3 separate regions of the Homo sapiens genome follow, and all the other regions are linked to region 2. Evidence: chromatin contacts called from ENCODE Hi-C or POLR2A ChIA-PET data. All regions are on one chromosome and are shown on one strand. The core of a region is the stretch at or near the end of the contact, and the rest is flanking DNA. Distances in the headings are between cores, read along the strand shown.

What was found. A loop is a pair of places that touch in the nucleus more often than their neighbours do. ChIA-PET counts read pairs that join two places held with the same protein, here RNA polymerase II (POLR2A). Pooled maps may share reads with other maps.
Region 1: a loop to region 2 is called in a map of PC-9, with 2.9 times the contacts of the local background. The contact joins the enhancer-like site here to the promoter of LARP4 in region 2. A Hi-C loop is called at or near these places in 2 of 168 maps with a recorded cell type or tissue (HepG2 and PC-9), 1 of 37 single-sample maps with no recorded cell type and 10 of 50 pooled maps. POLR2A ChIA-PET finds 5 or more read pairs at or near these places in 7 of 52 experiments (AG04450, CD8-positive, alpha-beta T cell, MCF 10A and 4 more).
Region 3: a map of B cell shows a loop between it and region 2 (23-fold over the local background). The contact joins the promoter of CERS5 here to the promoter of LARP4 in region 2. A Hi-C loop is called at or near these places in 5 of 168 maps with a recorded cell type or tissue (B cell, CD8-positive, alpha-beta T cell, ascending aorta and 1 more), 16 of 37 single-sample maps with no recorded cell type and 18 of 50 pooled maps. POLR2A ChIA-PET finds 5 or more read pairs at or near these places in 7 of 52 experiments (A549, BJ, GM12878 and 4 more).

The regions. Positions count from the first base shown.
Region 1 is chr12:50,240,731-50,244,308 of GRCh38, forward strand. All of the region lies in intron 2 of LIMA1 (LIM domain and actin binding 1), which reads right to left. Among named protein-coding and RNA genes, the nearest start is that of MIR1293, 8.3 kb to the left of the region's middle. Within about 2 kb of position 1,720, at least 13 of the 41 ENCODE cell types and tissues checked have a DNase peak (open chromatin) inside an H3K27ac peak, as active enhancers do; they include PC-9, where a contact is called at or near this core.
Region 2 is chr12:50,399,121-50,402,553 of GRCh38, forward strand. LARP4 (La ribonucleoprotein 4) reads left to right here and starts at 1,765. Exons shown (of 16, transcript NM_052879.5): 1 at 1,765-1,908. The coding sequence starts at 1,891.
Region 3 is chr12:50,165,849-50,169,561 of GRCh38, forward strand. CERS5 (ceramide synthase 5) reads right to left here and starts at 1,521. Exons shown (of 10, transcript NM_147190.5): 1 at 1,253-1,521. The coding sequence starts at 1,449. RefSeq lists enhancers at 868-1,007, 1,898-2,057, 2,109-2,870 and silencers at 1,148-1,297, 1,398-1,797.

The DNA.
Region 1 (3,578 bases), core at 470-2,969, 160 kb before region 2:
AGAAGAAAGCTCTGAGCTAGTTGTATGCATTTAGAACTTGCGTGCCCATGGATGGTATTAAAGCCACAGGAGTAGATGACATCTGCAAGCAGTGTGTAGTGTGAGAAGATGCCTGGAACTCAGTCCTGGAGACTCGAACATTTCAGCAGTCAGAACAAATGATAAGAGAGACTGACAAGGAAGAGAGAGAGAGGGAGGAAGAAAATGATGAGACTGCCAGAGAAGCCAAGAGAAGCAAAAATGTGGGAGGGAAAAAGTGGTGAGAGTTCATGTAAGATAAAGGCCAAGAAACATCCCTTTGATTTAGCAACATGGAAGTGTTTGGTAATCTTGACAATCCTCTCTCATTATAATTAATTCACCCATATTCCTTTAATGGGCATTTGGATTGTTTCCAGTTTTTCACCATTGCAAATAACGCTTTGGGGAATGTCCTTTTACGTATATTTTTCCCACTTGTACTAATATATCTGTCTAAGAGATTCCCTAAAAGTGAGAATTCAGGGATACAGTGGATTGTAGCTATTATAAAAAGGAACTTAGAACTGGCCTTGAACTTGCGTTTCCACACCCCTTGGATAATCATCTACAGTATATTACAGCAATAATACAATATATGAAAACTAGAACCAATTGGCAGACAGGTTTATATTTAGCCAACTGTTCTCCAAGGCAAGGTATTTACATTGTGGTTAGTTGAGTAAATAAGCTCAGAGGTTCCCTTCCCTTTAGTGTCTAATAGAAACATAGATTAAAAAAAAATCAAAATAGTTCCCATCTTTAGCCTTGTCCTTTTAGCATGGAGGCATCTGTAAGACCAGGTGTATACACCAAAGGCTGTCTTTAATCCTGTTCTCAAACCCCTACTCAAATATCTCCACCTTTTATTTGTAATGAAGTTCCTGCTAAATAGTAGATAACAGGGAGAAAGGCTCTACACCACCTCTTTCTTCCAAGTTAGATCCCTGGTACTTTTATATTTTGTACTCTTAGATTGCCACAAGACTGAGGCTCAATACTTCTGAATTCCGTGTTCAGGCCTCAGACTTTTCTCAGAGGCCCTTACAGCAACTAGCATTCTTCTGACACAAAATGTGAAGGACACAAAATGGGGGCACCATTTTGAAGATCCAAATTTGAGAAAATAAAACATTTACAATAAAATTTCTGTAATTAAAATTTTGTTCCTCTTTCCTTCCCAGATTTTTTTTTTTTTTTTTTTTTTTTTTTTTTTTTTTTTTTGCGGTCCAGCCTCCTTTTCTTTACATAAGGAATTTAATCTTGCAACAGCTCACTAATGCTCAGCTGTGGGGCAGGCAGCTGATGGAGGACGCTAAAATTATCTGGGGAGTAATAACAGTGTCTCAAATTTTTCTAGGGCCAGAAAACAGAGTTCCTGAGCCATGACTCTTGCTTGTATGCCCTCAAATAGAGCAAAGGGAATGCTGAGCCAAAAAGGGAAAACAGAAACTCCCAAGGTTTAAGCAATGTATTTTCTTCTGGAAAAATTTCACCACTAAAATGTTACAGAGAAGCGAAAGAAGAGGAAGTTAACCAGGCTGACTTGAAGGTCAATTTTTTTCTTATTGAAGGAAGAATAGTCACAGAAAACTAAATATGAACGCTCTTTGTTTTTTTTTTTTAAGATAGGTTCTCACTCTGTCACCCAGGCTGGAAGGCAGTGGTGCAATCATAGTTCACTGCAGCCTTGAGCTTCTGGACTCAAGTGATCCTCTCTACCCGGCCTCCTCCTGTTTCCTGGAACTAGGAATGGGTAAAGTTATAACAAAAACAGGAGAAGCTGTGATAAGGTAGAGGCATGCTGGCAGGGGGTTAGGTTAGGGATCTTCATGCTGTGATCATCAATTCTACCATCTTGGTGTATGACCTTCAGTCATAATTGCTAATCCTCAAGCTCCTAATCTGTCAAAGGAATAGGGCAAATGCTAGCCAGACCAGTGGTTTCAAGCTCTGCTAGCTGCAGAACCCTCTCTTCAAATGCTGTCTTACGCAGAACCTAACCTTTACAAGGGATCAAAGCAGGATTGCTGGAATGGAAAATCTAAAGAGCTGGGCCTGGGATCTGGGACTGGGATCTGGGCCTGGGATCTGGGCTTGGGTTTAGCCCTTAGGGTGTTCCAGTTGTTGGAGAACTGGCCCTGAGATTCCTCTGAAGACTTCAATTAAGATAGTTTAAAAACTACCAGGCTAGATTCTCTTTAATTCCAAAAATGTATGAGTCAAACAAATTCCACCCAAAGAGTCAACTGTTATCAAATGAAGGATCATATTATGCTGAAGTCAGTGGTGAGTGAAACCAAAGCTAGCTATTCAAATGGATGTATCAATAGGAACTTCTTACCTCAAATTTAACGACTGTTATAGAGGCTTAGTCAGAGAAATAAGCCTGCAGCTATAAAGGACCATGGGACACAAGCTCTGATGCTAGAAAAAGTACTCTTCTATACATATAAACACAAAATGCACTGTTAACAATTAGAAAGTAAAGCTGACTTATCTACAAACATCAGCTAGATTAAGCTTCCTCCAAACAACAATTTCATATTAATCTCTGATCAGAGACCTCCTAAGTTTTCCTACTGTTTTTAGCTAGGCTTGTATAGGACTCACTATTTGCAAACCCCATAAATATAAAGCCACTAGGTGTTGGAAACAGACATTAGTATATGCTTTGTGGAAAATAGTCCTGTAGTCTACAGCCATACCACCCTCAACGCGCCTGATCTCAACTGATCTCGGAAAATAGTCCTGCAGTCTTCTTTGGGAAGCTGCAGTGAGTGAACCTTACAAACCTTAAGTAATATTAGCAACGTGTTTCCACTGAGTATAAAACCTAGAACAGAAATCCAGGCTGATTCCCTGGTTTTCACTCCTTTCAGTATATACCACCACCTGTCCTACTTCTATGCCTTTACCTCCTGTTGCTCCCCTTCCTCTGGAATGTCTTCAGCATTCTCCAAGCCTACCAAATAACTCTATTCATCTTTCCAAACCAGTTCCATGTGTTAAGCACATCAGAAGAAAAATATGTGACAGGAACAAACTCAAATATTAACTTCAGCAGGTTACTTCCTTTACCTCAGTTTTCTCAACTATAAAAGAGGGGTAAAGCCCCTTCCTCATATAGTTTTTGTTAGGATTCAAAATAGTATATATTTTATATATTTCTTTTTTTTTTTCTGAGACGGAGTCTCACTCTGTTGCCCAGGCTGGAGTGCAGTGGCATGATCTTGGCTCACCACAACCTCCGCCTCCCAGGCTCCAGTGATTCTTCCACCTCAGCCTCCCAAGTAGCTGGGATTACAGGCACGCACCACCACCGCCCAGCTAAATTTTTGTATTTTTTTGTATTATTATTATTTTTTGAGACAGAGTCTCGCTCTGTAGCCCAGGCTGGAGTGCAGTGGCGTGATCTCGGCTCACTGCAACCTCCGCCCCCCAGGTCCCAGTTAAGCAATTCTCCTGCCTCAGCCTCCCGAGTAGCTGGGATTACAGGCATGGGCCACGATGCCCAGCTAATTTTTGTATTTTTTAGTAGAGATAGGGTTTCACCACGT
Region 2 (3,433 bases), core at 515-3,014:
AGATTGGTTTAATCACTGAGATGACTTCACGGGAATTTACTGAGGACCACATTAGGGTGGGCCTGAGATAACAGATATCAGCAATTTGGTGGTGGAATTAATTTGGTATCTGAGGAGATTCCATTTGCGGCAAAGCAAGGAGGATTTCATGAGATCAGAATGGCAAAGTCTTGAAATCAAGTAACAGTGGTTTGGTGAAAATGAAACCTTCACTTTGGGAAGATTTTTTAAATAATAGAATGGAAAAATCCATTGGAAAAGATCAAGACATGATTATTTCATTTTTATTTATTATTATTATTTTTTAGAGACAGAGTCACACTCTGTCACCCAGGCTTGAGTGCAGTGGCGTGATCTTGGCTCACTGCAACCTCTGCCTCCCAGGTTCTAGCAATTCTCCTGCCTCAGCCTCCCACGTAGCTGGGACTACAGGCACACACTGCCATGCCTGGCTAATTTTTTGTATTTTACTAGAGATGGCATTTCACCATGTTGCCCAGGCTGGTCTTGAACTCCTGAGCTAAGGCAATCCACCCGCCTCGGCCTCCCAAAGTGCTAGAATTACAGGCGTGAGCCACGGTGTCCGGCCAATTTTTATTCGTTACTATTATTATTACTATATTTGAGACAGAGTCTCACTCTGTCACCCAGGCTGGAGTGCAGTGGCGCGATGTTGGCTCACTATTAACTCCACCTCCTGGGTTTAAGCGATTCGCCTGCCTCAGCCTCCCGAGTAGCTGGGATTACAGGTGTGCACCACCACACTTGGCTAATTTTTGTATTTTTAGTAGAGATGGGGTTTTACCATGTTGGCCAGGCTGGTCTTGAACTCCCGACCGCAAGTGATCCGCCCGCCTCAGCTTTCCAAATTGCTGGGATTATAGGCGTGAGCCACCCTTCCCAGCCAAGACATGATTATTTCAAAAGATGAGTGTTTGAACTAGGACATACAAGTGGGAGCGATCTATCCTACTACATATTGCTAAAGACAATAAGGAATTTGGACCATCTAACAAAAATTATAGATAATTTTAAAAATTTTGTTTTTATTGTATTTCGTTTGAATTAATGACAGAACGTCAAAGAAGACACTGTCCAGATTAAGTGTTATTACTGGTATATTAAGCGGTGACATGGGTAATTAATTCAAATGAGCCTGGGGCAAAGTTCTTTAAAGGGAAACCCGACCTCCTAGAGGGCTTCTTCAACTGTAAAATGGGGATGATAATAATAGTGTTTATTGCATAGAATTGTTTTAAGATCAATTAACATAAAATGCTTAGTATAGTGCCAAACACAATGTAAGCATTTAATATACATTAGCTGCTATTAACATATTTGCTAGTATCATAGTTTTTTGTTTTTTTTTTCTTGTCTACTTTTCTTCTGTGAGCCACCACTTTTCGGCAGGGTTGGTTTGTTCAGTACACTTCGCCAAGGTCGGCTTTAAAAATCAAATCTAGATTGTGAACTATGAAAACTGCGGAATTATCAGTGCTGTGTAGCTATCTGACAAGTGATAAAATGTGTCATTACGATTTTTACACATCCCCGTGCCACAGAATGGCGTCTCCTTCTAATCGTTCCCCCCGACAGATGATAGTACATCCCACACTGCTGCTGGAAAAGATAGTGCAAAAGTTGAGCGCGCCGAGGGCTCTCTTTTCTCCCGGAAACAATTTTTCCCTAGACCCGGAAGCAGTTGTTGTTTCAAGGGAGGTGGGACTGGGCGGGTCAGGCCGCAGCGGCTGACGGCAGGGGAGGAGCCGGGTCCACTGCCGGGTGGAGGGGCAAGGCGAGTGTGTGTCCTTATCCTAGCAATTGGGGCGCGGGCCTGTGAGCCAGTTGGAGTTGCGGCGGCGGGAACGATTGGGCTGAGCAGAGGACGACATGTTGCTTTTCGTGGAGGTGAGTGCATTATGCTAGTCTCGTCCTGCTCTTAGGAGAGCAGGAGTGTAGAGGCGCCGGCCGGTCCCACCGCCATGTGACTTTCCGGGCCGTACACGCCGCGGAACCGGCAGATAGGCTGACACAGCACCTGGGCCGAGCAGGCCTGCAGCTTCCCTCTGCGCGCTCACAACACTCTAGGAAGCTATGGGAGGTGAGGCCCGTAGTGGAGAAGAATTGAAGGAGAAAAACGGAGGGCTGTTCTGGTGTGGCGGTGAGGTTCAGAGGAAGGGGAAAGTGTCCCATATGGACCTCCTAAAGGAGGCAGCATTGGGGGGTTGGGGGGCGGAGTCTGAGGGAGGAGAGGGTAATCAGGTGGGCGCGTTCCGGGGGCCGAGCGCGGCCTCGCGGGGCCCCTCTGGGAGGGAGGCGAGCAACATGTGGGGCCACGGATGGAGAAAGGTGAAATGCGGTAAGTATTTTGAAAAGAAAATTGAAAAGTTCTTTTGAGCAACTTCCACCAAATTCTGCCCGGGCCCCGTCCCTAGGTCTCTGGAACGTTCTGTGGGTGAAAGCGAGTTACTTTGAATCGAGGAGAAGCCAGTAGGGTTTGGAAGCCTTGAAAGGCACCGCTTTGACCTTTTGTAAAAGTTACTCAAGCAGCAGCTGCGTGATGAAGGGTTGGTTCTATGAACCGATTAAAAGCCCTTTACAAGGAAAATTCCAAGAATGAGGGAAACTTATTCCGGGAAAAGCCGTTTTTTGTAATGTTATTTGAACAATGAGACACTTTTATTACTTAAACTAGAACGTCTGCTGTTGGCCTATTTTAGTTTTCAAGATAGAGTTGGATACCTGCCTTACAGAAATACGAAATTTAATTTCCCTTAATTCTGTCCTCTTGTGTGCAGTGAGCGTCAGCTGACTGCCTGGCTAATGCTTTGAGTAGATTCCAGATCATATTGTTCTTACATTGTGAAAACGTCAAACCAGCAAAGCTGCAACTTCGCAACTTGGCATTTGTTAACTATGCCCATAAGAAGAATCTTTTCAATGAGGGAAGGAATTTACGGGTTGTATAATGAATCTAGGAGCCGGGGCCAGCCTATGGCAGATTTTTTTTTCCGGGTTGTGGGAAAATCTTACTCCGTAATATTCCAGCATAAAGTAAATAAATGATTTTACGGTTTTTTTTTCTCTTTAAACTAACTGATATTGTGTCGCCGATAAGCTTGATATCTTTAAATTAGTTTTTTAAAAGACTGCTACATTAGAGTGTATCTAACATTCATAATAAACATTCATTGGAACATTCCGGGGAAATCATGAAAAGACTTAAAATTACTGAACTCATTCTGTTTACTGTTTTCTGTCCTCATTGTTGTTTTCCTTAGGCAGAATAAGAAATCAGATAAGATTTTAAGCCAGTGCCAGCCAGTTTTTTTAAGGAATGTTATGCTATGTAAATACCACAGGTTTTAAGTGTGTGTTTTGCTGGGCAGAAGAAAGATTGTGAAGTTTATATTGACAGGAACTCCACAATATA
Region 3 (3,713 bases), core at 271-2,770, 230 kb before region 2:
CTTTCTTGGAGTCTGAGTAGACTTGATCAAAATCACCCACAGGTATAAATTCACATTATAATATCACACACCAAAGCCTCAGTGAATATCTTTATCTTGGACAAACATATGATCCATTCACTTAAAGGTGAAATCATGTGGTTGAACAAAGTATACTGCAATTCTGCTAAACTCATTTAGAAGCTGGCTCAAGGCCGGGTGCGGTGGCTCACGCCTGTAATCCCAGCACTTTGGGAGGCAGAGGCGGGCGGATCACTTGAGGTCAGGAGTTACAGACCAGCCTGGCCAACATGGCGAAACCCCGTCTCTACTAAAAATACAAAAAGTAGCCGGGCGTGGTGGCGCGTGCCTGTAATTCCAGCTACTCGGGAGGCTGAGGCAGGAGAATCGCTTCAACAGGGGAGGCGGAGGTCGCGGTAAGCCGAGATCGTGCCATTGCACGCCAGCCTGGGCAACAAGAGCGAAACTCTGTCTCAAAAAAAAAAAAAAAAAAAAGAAAAGAAAAAAGAATCTGGCTCAATATAGCTGTCCTCTGATAAAGCCCTGTGGCTCTCCTCCATCCCTTCGAACACACTCCTCCTTCCATTTCAGGCCCCAAGGCCTGTTCTGCAACTAATCTGACATCTTTCCATTACTTTGGAAGCCTAGGGCTCCACCACACCCTATCCCAACCAGATTTCTACCCTCCTACCAACAAACGTGCATGAGTTGACATACCAAACCAACTCTTAGGGCCAAACTAATCCTGTTCCCCCCAATTCTCGGAAACTCAAGCGTCCTAACAAATCTTAAGAGTCTGATGAGTCCATTCCTTTCCCTTGGAACGTCTGGCCCTTGCGTTGACCCCTCGGCTTCCATGGTCACAACTAGCTCTGGTTCTCCTGGCCCCTTCCTATCCCTCTCTTCGGGGCCTCTGCCAGAGCTCACACTGAACCTGTTTCCTCATCTGTAGGACCCTTGGAGGTTGGGAGGAGGCCTATATGACCCCCCCAATCCAACTCCGGATCTAACATTGAAGGGGCCCAGCATTCCCCTAGACCCTCACTCTTTCTCTTGCCCACGCCCCAAACTCCTTCTCCATCTAGGCTACCACCTCGCCCACGCGCCTAGCATCACCCGCCGCGGCCCAAGCTCCCCCAGCCCCTGCTTCCGGGCTTTCCTTGCAGTTCTGCTTCCGGCCCTCGGCCCTTCCCACAGCGGGGCGCCCCCGGCCCGCGCCCGGCCCCCGAGCCGCTCGCTCCCGGGCTCTCACCGCTCGAAGAGCAGCCTCACGAAGAAGATGCCCGCCGCCAGCGGGAACACCGAGAGGATGTGCCGGCCGCGGGGGTAACCGTAGCCGTCGGCCGGCCCCTCCAGATCAGCCCAGCTCACGTTCTCGGGTAGCCAGAAGCGCTCGCTCCACAGCCAGCCCCACAGCAAGCTTAGGGGTCCCTGCGCTGCTGTCGCCATCTTACGCCCACCCCGAAGCCACCGCCGCCACAAGCGTCAGCTGCCGCCACAGCCAACGGAACCCGCGGGGAGGCGGCCCCAGGGCGGGGCCCGGCCGGCGGCCACCCCCTTCCGGCCCCTTCTGGTCACTGCCACGGATCCGCCCGCCTCCCTGGCAGGGCCGGGCCTCTTCACCGCCCATCTCTCCTCCCGGCCCACTTCCCTCACTGCAACCCGGGGACCGCCTCCGGGGATCCACGCCCCTTCCCGAGCCTCTGACTCGCCCAGCCCGGCCCTGGGACCACGCCTCGGGCGGCCCTGGGCCCGCCCTCTTTTGCTGCTGGTCTAGGCCACGCTTCTACTCCTCCCTCACTCTTCCATCCAGCTACGGCCACACCCCTTATTTCAGGCCTAGCTCCTTTACGGGGACATTCTCCTTTCTCAGCCTGTTGGAATCGAATCCGTTCCGGCTCCCACCCAGGCGGTACCTCTGTCTCCACTCCCGGAGGCCAGATCGATCTCTCAGGTCAGGGCTTCTCTTGGATGTCAGCTGGTCCTGCCCACTACTGTCCGCCACTAGAGTTCTTTTCGCTCCCAACCTTTTCTTCCCTTCGTGCCCCGTGACCTCAGCCTACTTTCACTGCTTTATCCCTTAAAAATTAGTCACTTTTCCTCAGAAAAAATGGACTTAACAGTTTACAAAAGGCCGGGCGCGGTGGCTCACGCCTGTAATCCCAGCACTTTCAGAGGCCGAGGCTGGCGGATCACCTGAGGTCAGGAGTTCGAGACCAGCCTGGCCAACATGGCAAAACCCCGTCTCTACTAAAAATACAAAAATTAGCTGGGCCTGGTGGCGCTGTGCCTGTAATCCCAGCTACTCGGAAAGCTGGGACAGGAGAATCGCTTGAACCTGGGAGGCGGAGGTCGCAGTGAGCCGAAATCGCGCCATTGCACTCCAGCCTGGGCGACAGACCAAAGACTCCGTCCCAAAATAAAAATAAAAAAAGTTTACAAAAATCCTTTTATTCTTCTCTTGGGGAAAAGGAAATGGAAGAAAAACAAAGTGAAAAGGGAAGCACTCAAAAAGTATACGTAAAGGCAGGCCGGGTGTGGTGGCTCACGCCTGTAATCCCAGCACGTTGGAAGGCCAAGGCGGAAGAATCACCTGAGGTAAGGAGTTCGAGACCAGGCTGGCCATGGTGAAACCCCGTCCCTACTAAAAATACAAAAATTACCCGGGTGTGGTGGTGCATGCCTGTAATCCTAGCTACTCGGGAGGCTGAGGCAGGAGAATTGCTTGAGGCGGAGATCACAGTGAGCCGAGACCACGCCATTGCCCTCCAGCCTAGGCAACAGAGCGTCTCAAAACAAAAACAAACAAAAAAAGGCCGGGCGCGGCTCACGCCTGTAATCCCAACACTTTGGGAGGCCGAGGCGGGCGGATCATGAGGTCAGGAGATCGAGACCATCCTGGCTAACACGGTGAAACCCCATCTCTATTAAAATACAAAAAATTAGCCAGGCATGGTGGCGGGCGCCTGTAGTCCCAGCTACTTGGGAGGCTCAGGCAGGAGAATGGCGTGAACCCGGGAGGCGGAGCTTGCAGTGAGCCCAGATTGCGCCACTACACTCCAGCCTGGGCGACAAAGTGAGACTCGTCTCAAAAAAAAAAAAAAAAAAAGTATATCTAAAGGACCTAAAGGCAAAACAAAATAAATAGCCAATGTTTGATGAGGTTTCCTGTGTGCCAGGCACTGCATGGAACATTTTACACAGGTTATTTCACTCCTTCACCCTATAAAGTTGATCTTGTTATCCCCACTGGATAAGTAAACTGAGGTCCAGTGAGGCCAAACAACTTGCCCAAAGTTATGTAGGTAAGAAGTGGTAGCTAGTGTTAAGTCAAGTTTAATCTAAAGCTGCCTCCTTACATATTTAAGTTCGGCCTAAAGGTTTTCTGTACATTGTGAACTGTAACAAGTGGAGGTGTAAATCGAACGTAGACCACACCAGTGCCAATCACTGAATTTTGGCCAATCAAATGTAGCCAACTGTTCCAACCACGTTCAAATGAGACAAACGCTGATCTGTAACCAATCTGGTTGTTTCTGTACCTCACTTTCATTTTGCTGTCCATAAATCTTCCACCACGTGAATATGCTGGGTCTCTGTGGATATGCTGGGTCTCTCTGAATCTGCTGTGATTCAGGGGCTGCCCAATTTGAGAATCATACATTGCTCAAACTCCTTTAGGCTGGGCACGGTGGCTCACGCCTGTAATCCTA